Regions from separate parts of the Homo sapiens genome. Here region 2 is linked to region 1. A link is a loop called in an ENCODE intact Hi-C map of the cell type or tissue named here. Cell type or tissue: ascending aorta. All regions are shown on one strand. Each heading gives the region's core, and the rest is flanking DNA. Links, peaks and the distances in the headings are about the cores only. Region 1 has its middle 13 kb from the start of DAPL1. Region 2 overlaps LOC124907901 (a long non-coding RNA gene).

What was found. Hi-C counts contacts between places; a loop is a spot of excess contacts. Peaks named below come from ENCODE experiments on the same cell type or tissue, not always from the same donor. Only the 100,000 strongest peaks of a DNase experiment are listed, where the experiment ranks them.
Region 2: it touches region 1 in a loop (3-fold over the local background); 1 of 110 quality-filtered maps calls a loop at or near these places.

Annotation. Positions count from the first base shown.
Region 1 is chr2:158,780,102-158,784,497 of GRCh38, forward strand. No RefSeq gene overlaps it. Among named protein-coding and RNA genes, the nearest start is that of DAPL1, 13 kb to the right of the region's middle. RefSeq lists an enhancer at 3,090-3,589. In ascending aorta, for the core only: no CTCF peak of the experiment used is centred there; a DNase peak (open chromatin) is centred at 1,710; H3K27ac peaks cover 733 bases.
Region 2 is chr2:158,840,282-158,844,677 of GRCh38, forward strand. All of the region lies in intron 2 of LOC124907901 (a long non-coding RNA gene), which reads left to right. Among named protein-coding and RNA genes, the nearest start is that of DAPL1, 47 kb to the left of the region's middle. In ascending aorta, for the core only: no CTCF peak of the experiment used is centred there; no DNase peak of the experiment used is centred there; H3K27ac peaks cover 699 bases.

The DNA of each region.
Region 1 (4,396 bases), core at 204-4,203:
GGTGCGCTGCACCCATTAACTCGTCATTTAGCATTAGGTATATCTCCCAATGCTATCCCTCCCCCCTCCCCCCACCCCACCACAGTCCCCAAAGTGTGATATTCCCCTTCCTGTGTCCATGTGATCTCATTGTTCAATTCCCACCTATGAGTGAGAATGTGCGGTGTTTGGTTTTTTGTTCTTGCGATAGTTTACTGAGAATGATGGTTTCCAATTTCATCCATGTCCCTACAAAGGACATGAACTCATCATTTTTTATGGCTGCATAGTATTCCATGGTGTATATGTGCCACATTTTCTTAATCCAGTCTATCATTATTGGACATTTGGGTTGGTTCCAAGTCTTTGCTATTGTGAGTAATGCCACAATAAACATACGTGTGCATGTGTCTTTATAGCAGCATGATTTATAGTCATTTGGGTATATACCCAGTAATGGGATGGCTGGGTCAAATGGTATTTCTAGTTCTAGATCCCTGAGGAATCGCCACACTGACTTCCACAATGGTTGAACTAGTTTACAGTCCCACCAACAGTGTAAGAGTGTTCCTATTTCTCCACATCCTCTCCAGCACCTGTTGTTTCCTGACTTTTTAATGATTGCCATTCTAACTGGTGTGAGATGATATCTCATAGTGGTTTTGATTTGCATTTCTCTGATGGCCAGTGATGATGAGCATTTTTTCATTTTAAAAAGCCCAGTTATCTATGTGAGTTTGCTCTTGAAATCAGTTCCTCTCTCCCTCCCAGCCCTGTATTCCCCCACCTTCTATTTTATACAAGGTATTTTTTTAACTTTTATTTTAAGTCCAGGGATGCATGTGCAGGATGTGCAGGTTTGTTACGTTACATGGGTAAAAGTGTGTCATGAGAGTTTGTTGTATAGATTATTGTTTCATCACCCAGAATACTAAGCCTAGTATTCATTAGTATTCATTAGTTATTTTTCCTGATTCTCTCCCTCCTCCCACCCTTCACCCTCCAATAGGCCCCAGTGTGTGCTGTTCCCCTCTATGTGTCCATGTGTTCTGATCTTTTACCTCCCACTTATAAATGAGAACATGTGGTGTTTGGTTTTCTGTTATACAAGGTATTCTTTTCATCTGCTTTTTTACCTTCTCCTTTCTCTCTTCTGCCCAATTTTTGACATTTCTAGTTTTTGCCTGCTACCATAGCTATTTTCTGACCCTTTCCATGGTTCACAGGCTTAAGATTCCTTTTTTTGGCATGCCTATTTTCATGGAATACACACTGGTAGCAGAGGAGAACCCTAAAATGACTATTGATCACACTGTTTGTCATATTGCCTTTGAGGTGTACCCATGAGATTCTCTGGTGATCTGAATCAGTGGCGCTCCATTTCTTAAGTGGAATTCTAGAAGTCACAGCTGCCAACTCTCCTGCTGACTGCTCTTCATGCCGCACAATTAAGAGTGAAACACCTCCCACAGCTGTCTATCCTGGTATTCTCAGCATCATCAATAACATGCATCTATTTTCTGCCAACTGCATGCCATGTGATCTGAATAACAAACAGAGCCTACTCTCAAAGAGCTCCTAATCCTGCCCCAAAGGTAGGAGAAGTGCAGGCAAAGAGTGAAATGCTGATGTTGCAAGTTATCCTGTGCTAAAATCCACAAAGGGGCTGAAGAGACGGAGTCCAGAGTCAAAGTTCCTCTCCTGATTGTTCTGCGTCTTAAAACCCATGACTTACTATTTCCACCCACACCCAGCCTTGGGATTTCCAACAGCACACTGACTCAGCATTCCAAAGCAAAGGGAGTGAAATGAAGGGACTGTTTTGTAAAAGTTCTACATTAAGTTGTGGTCATATAGGAAAGGAAGAATTGTATTATAAGTATTTACCTTGGAAAGATTTTTTTTATTCAGAAATTAAATTCTTGGGTAAGACAATCCATTACATCTATTACTATAAAAATTTAAATATGTGTGTATAAATGTGTATAAATGTGTGTGTATAGCCATTTTGAAAATCTCCAACCAGTGTTATTAAAGAGAAGATTACTTTCAGAAAGTGGGTGTTTTCTCACAACTTCTCTTCAAGTAACAGTTGAAATTAAATTCTACATGATCTGTCGGTGTCTTTGGATTCTCATTTATTTTTCAATTTCTAAAGCACACCAGCCGTTTGTGAGATCAGAATCACATGCATCCACAGCAAAATACCCAAGAGAGAACAGGGCACGTGCACCTCTTTTCCAAGCCCGCGTGCTCCCAATCCAGGCAAACACAAATCTTTCACATGACTGCAGTTTCTTTTATACCCACAGGGAAGGGCGACGGAAAGGAGGGCCATCCGCGGAAACCTTTCAAACAAGCCACTTCACTTGTCGATTCATCCGTTTATCACTTTAGGTATCACTTAGGATCATCATAAGATGTATTTAGGAAAGTCATTTTTGTGGTTTAAATAAGATTAATCGGATTGGCAGAATTTTAAGGCAATTGCAGATACTGTAGAATGGCTTTGGGAAAGTAACTTTCCACTGAGACACCACTCAGGCTACTTGTCTTTGAAGAAATGTAGTTTTTAAAGTAACACAAAACAAGGAAATTTGATTCCCTTTTAAAAAGTACTTATTGAAGATCTACAGGTTGGTTCAAATTCAGGATACTATGAGATTTAATTCATCAATCCCACAAAGTATGGTGAATGAGAAGAGTGGAATGATTGCAGGAGCAACTCACAGACTGATGGGGTCATGGAAGGCGTGGGAGTTGACCAAGAGTAGAGGATTATAGCAGACTGAGGAAAATGAAAGCTCAGAGGCAGGGAAAGGAGAGTGGGCGACAGTCATTTAGACACCGAAAGTCCAATATGACTACAGCCGAGACCCCAGCCACCGAGGCCTCCTGGAAAGACATCTTCCAAGCCCCCTAAATTATCACTCACGTTTTTGAGGCAGCTGTTTGTTTCTTTGTTTGTTTTGTTTGTTTTTTGAGATGGAGTCTCGCTCTGTCGCCCAGGCTGGAATGCAGTGGCGCGATCTCGGCTCACTGCAAGCTCCGCCTCCCAGGTTCAAGTCATTCTCCTGCCTCACCCTCCCGAGTAGCTGGGACTACAGGCGCCCGCCACCACGCCCGGCTAATTTTTTGTATTTTTAGTAGAGACGGGGTTTCACGGTGTTAGCCAGGATGGTCTCGATCTCCTGACCTCATGATCCGCCCACCTCGGCCACCCAAAGTGCTGGGATTGCAGAGGTAAGCCACCACGCCCGGCCTGAGGCAGCTGTTTTAAAAGTGAAACATAATAAGCAAGATGAAAATATTCTTATTCTGAGTCAAATTAAAAAGATGGTAGAAAAATGCCTGAAATCTAAATACATTCTGACACAGTAAGCCAGCAAATAAATCACACAAATATCTTTTTTTTTTTTTTTTTTTTTGAAGTGGAGTCTCGCTCTATCGCACAGGCTGGAGGACAGTGGCACCATCTCTTCTCACTGCAACCTCCACCTCCCGGGTTCAAGTGATTCTGCTGCCTCAGCCTCCCGAGTAGCTGAGATTACAGGCACCTGCCACCATGGCCAGCTAATTTTTGCATTTTTAGTAGAGACGGGGTTTCACCATGTTGGCCAGGTTGGTCTGGAACTCCTGACCTCAAGTGATCCACCCATCTTGGCCTCCAAAAGTGCTGGGATTATAGGCGTGAGCCACCGCGCCCGACCAAATCACACAAATATCTGATGCTGAACTGGGGACTAAAGGGAACTTGAACCAGAAGGGCAAGTTTTTTCTGTGAGTCTTTCACTGTGTTAAATATAAAAGCAAGCTACCCACATTGTGCATTCTCTCTTCTCAAAAATGAAGTTGTGGGTTTCTCCTTTGGCACTTCATTTTCTATAGAGAGGCAAATTTTGTTTTCTGTATCTAATAGCATTCTTTAGAACAGAATGTCAGCTAAAATGACAGATCAGCCTCAACATTACACAAAGACAACCAGACTTTATGAGCCTGTAGATGTGCCTCAACAGGAAGTACACAATAACACCCTTGGGTATACTTGCCCAAAATAAATCAATCAAGCATGAGTCTGATCACGCCTCTAGATCTAACCACCAGTTTGCAGGAAATACAAAGAACAGGACATGTTCATGCAATACAACAAATCCAGCCAAATCCAGAATGTAGCAAATTCTACAGGACTAAAGACCCAGCGTCTTCAACAAATAATTGCAAAAATAAATTAATTAATTAAGGAAGGGGCCAGTTTGGATTCTGGTGTGAACAAACCATCTGTTAAAAAAAAGATATGAGACAATCAGACAAATTTGAGTACTTACTAAGTATTTAGTGATATTAAAGAACGTCTGTTAATTTTGCTAAGGATACATAATAGTAATACTTCAATGTAATAGCAATCATTACCGTGAAA
Region 2 (4,396 bases), core at 320-4,319, 60 kb after region 1:
TAATGCTATCCCTCCCCTAGCCCCCCACCCCCCAACAGGCCCCAATGTGTGATGTTCACCTCCCTGTGTCCATGTGTTCTCATTGTTCAACTCCCACTTATGAGTGGGAACATGTGGTGTTTGGTTTTCTGTTCCTGTGTTAGTTTGCTGGGAATGATGGTTTCCAGCTTCATCCATGTCCCTGCAAAGGACATGAACTCATCTTTTTTATGGCTGCATAGTATTCCATGGTATATATGTGCCACATTTTCTTTATCCAGTCTATCATTGATGGACATTTAGGTTGGTTCCAAGATTTTGCTATTGTGAATAGCCCACAATAAACATATGTGTGCATGTGTCTTTATAATAGAATGATTTATAATCCTTTGGGTATATACCCAGTAATGGGATTGCTGGGTCAAATGGTATTTCTAGTTCTAGGTCCTTGAGGAATCACCACACTGTCTTCCACAGTGGTTGATCTAATTTACACTCCCACCAACAGTGTAAAAGCGTTCCTATTTCTCCACATCCTCTCCAGCACCTGTTGTTTCCTGACTTTTTAATGATCACCATTCTAACTGGCATGAGATCATATCTCATTGTGGTTTTGATTTGCATTTCTCTAATGACCACTGATGATGAGCTTTTTTTTCATGTTTGTTGACTGCATAAATGTCTTCTTTTGAGAAGTGTCTGTTCATATCCTTCACCCACTTTTTGATGGGGTTGATTTTTTATTTCTTGTAAATTTATTTAAGTTCTGTTTTTTTTTTTTTTGAGACAGAGTCTTGCTGTGTCACCCAGATTGGAGCACAGTGGAGCAATCTTGGCTCACTGCAACCTCCACCTGCCCGGTTCACACCATTCTCCTGCCTCAGCCTCCCAATTAGCTGGGACTACAGGCGCCCACCACCAATCCTGGCTAATTTTTTTGTATTTTTAGTAGAGACAGGATTTCACCATGTTAGCCAGGATGGTCTGGATCTCCTGACCTCGTGATCCACCTGCCTTGGCCTCCCAAAGTGCTGGGATTACAGGCGTGAGCCACCGTGCCTGGCCACTGTTTAAGTTCTTTGTAGATTCTGGATATTAGCCCTTGTCAGATGGCTAGATTGCAAAAATTTTCTCCCATTCTGTAGGTTGCCTGTTCACTCTGATGATAGTTTCTTTTGCTGTGCAGAAGCTCTTTATTTTAATTAGATCCCATTTGTCGATTTTGGCTTTTGTTGTCATTGCTTTTGGTGTTTTAGACATGAAGTTGAAGGGGCCATTCACGGTGGTTCACACCTGTAATCCCAGCAGTTTGGGACGTCAAGATGGGTGGATCACCTGAAGTCAGAAGTTCAAGACCAGCCTGGCTGATGTGGTGAAACCCCTTCCCTACTAAAAATATTAAAAAATTAGTCAGGTATGGTGGCAAATGCTTATAGTCCCAGCTACTCGGGAAGCTGAGGCAGGAGAATCACTTGAACCCAGGAGGTGGAGGTTGCAGTGAGCCGAGATCACACCACTGCACTCCAGCCTGGGTGACAGAGAGAGACTCCGTCTCAAAAAAAAAAAAAAAAAAGTTGAAAGTAGGCACAAGCTGCCAGGGGAGCCAATTCTGTGCATTTTTTATTTGACATTGCAGTAAAAGCTTGCAGAGAAAGCTTTCTACTCAACATCAGTGTCTTTTTTCTTTTAAGTCTCCAGAGAAAATGACTAACCAGGAAAGATTTTTTTTAAACTTGTTTTCATTTTCCCTGGGCCAAACTAAGTATTCCTGAGAGAAAACAAACCTTCCCAAGGAATCCAGACTTGGCTCATGATATCTAATACTGAGTGAATTAACATTTTTTTCCTACCAAGGGGAGTAGAAAACAGCCTATAAGAGAATTCATGTTGGTTCCTAGTTAATCTTTAGCTTTACAGTGAGTTAAGCTGTCTTTTCTCCTTAATGATTTAAGTATCCCATACTAAGCTTTCCTGTCAAATAAACTAAAAGTCTGGTTTTATTCTGTTTGGAAGTTTGTAACTAAATATTTATCTATGGTCTGAAGAAAGAGGGAAAAGTCAAGTCGGTTGTGATAGAAAGTGTTTCCACACCCATCAGCAGAAAGTGTTGAAAATGGTGCTATAGTTATTGCTCTAGTAAATGCTCAAGTCTGCCAATGAAGGAGGATTTATTTGTTTTTCCAACAATGCCCACTTAATTTTCTCTAATTTTTCTTCTACTTTGCTAATCAAGGCTTCAGCATGATCAGAGACTGCATTGGATCTAATCTAGAAATCTGTGGGGTGAGGGAAGCCCTTGAAAGCAAGCAGTGGCGGTCCTTGATAGAATGGAGTGAGTCCTCAATTATCTATGTAGCTAGAAAGGGAAAGGTTAGTGAAGAAAACCGCAGATAATATAGAAATCCTTTTTATTTCTTTTGGCTTCTCATACACACACACACACACACACACACACACACACACACACACACGTTTATATCACACAGCAATGTGCCATGGTTGCAGGTTGTTTACCGGGTCCGGAGGAGGATTTTGCCAGGACTGCTTTCCTTTCTCCTTGGAATCTTCAGAGAGGGGAGAGAGGGTTGTGTTGGGATTTGGGGGTTCTTCGGGTGAACTTGAGAGAACTGCTAAGTTCTCTTGAGTAGAAAGGTTTATATTACACTTTAAACCAGGTAAATTATTTTCCTATTGTTGCTGTAACCAATTGCCACAAATATAATGGCTTTTAAAAACACACATATTGGATATCTTACAGTTCTGGAGATCAGATGCCCAAAATGGGTCTTGCAGGCTAAAATCAAGGTGTTGGCAGGTCTGTGTTCCTTTCTGGAGGCTCTAGAAGAGGATCTATCTTCCTGCCTTTTCCAGCTTCTAGTGCCACATGCATGCCCCATTTTCTTTTCTTTCTTTCTTTTTTTTTTTTTTTTTTTTTTTTGAGACAGAGTCTTGCTCTGTCTCCCAGGCTGGAGTGCAGTGGTGCAATCTTGGCTCACTGCAACCTCCACCTCCCAAGTTCAAGCAATTCTCCCACCTCATCCTCCTGAGTAGCTGGGATTACAGGTGCACATCCCCATGCCCAGCTAATTTTTGTATTTTTAGTAGAGATGGGGTTTCACCATGTTGGCCAGGCTGGTCTCAAGCTCCTGACCTCAGGTGATCTGCCCGCCTCAGCCTCCCAAAGTGCAGGGATGACAGGCGTGAGCTGCCGCCCTGGCCTCATGCCCCCATTTCCAACAAGCATCACTCCAACTCCTGCTTCTGTTATCATGTGTCCTTCTTCTGACTTTGATCCCCTTGTCCCTCTTCAAAGGACACCCGTGAATAAAGCAGGCCTACTGGACAATCTGTATAATCTTGCCATGTCAACATCTTAATTTAATCATGTTAGCAAAGTCTCTTTTGCCATGGAAGGTAACATAGTCACAGATTTCAGGGCTAAGAACGTAGACATTGTTCAGGCTACCACACCAAGACCAGCCAGGTTTTCTCAAACCTGGGGCTGATCCTGGTCTTCAGTCACCAGAGCAAGTTTAACCTGGGCTAGGGCTTTTAGGGGTTCAGGCTACCGCAGCACACCATAGCACCTTCTGCTAGGTCCTTCACCCACTTCATGGCCTGCTTCTGGCTCTAATGCATCCAAGCAGCTGGAATGTAATTAAGCAGCTGTGGGAAAGAGCTCTCAAGTCACTGCAAAATACTTGTAGCCTCAGCGTAATAGATATGGTGAATAAGCATAAAGGGCAACATAATGAAAATGTATTTCTATTTTTGTCTCCCACTGTCTTTTTTTTTATTATTATTATTTTTCTCAGATATTTACTCTGAGAACCTGGTTGACCTCCAGCAGGTAAAATTCACAAAAGTAACTGGGTCCCTCTGGAGTTTTCTTCTCAGACTTGTTCACACTGAGCCTCCAGCAGGTCATCAATTACAGTTCTGGTTTCCCTGCCTGGCATAGGTTCCACTGTCTTTTTAAAACTTGTTCAGGGAAGGGGTGATCCTGCCCCTGCCTCCATGAGTGTAGGCCTCAACTGGGAGCACTGTTAATATTTCAAGCAGGAGAGTTCTTGGGTTACTGGGATATCGAGCATCTCAGGCCCTTGTCCTCTAAATGCCAAGAGTATCCTCCCTGCCAATCATTGTGTCAATCAAAACACACTCCAACATATTTCTGAATGATCTCTAGGGAGGTGGTACTGCCAGAAAACCTGGGCAGCCCCATGACTTCGTTCATTCTCAGGTCCTCAGGGAGTAATTGTTTCATGGTCCCAGCAGGTCTTTACTCAGCCATTAGAATACCTGATCCAGTGTGAAACCCAAAACTCCCAGGGGTTTAGGGCTGCTGTTGGGGAATATCCGCAGGAGGGAAGGGAACTTTCAAAGTTAGCCCACTCCCTCATCCCTGCTTACTCAC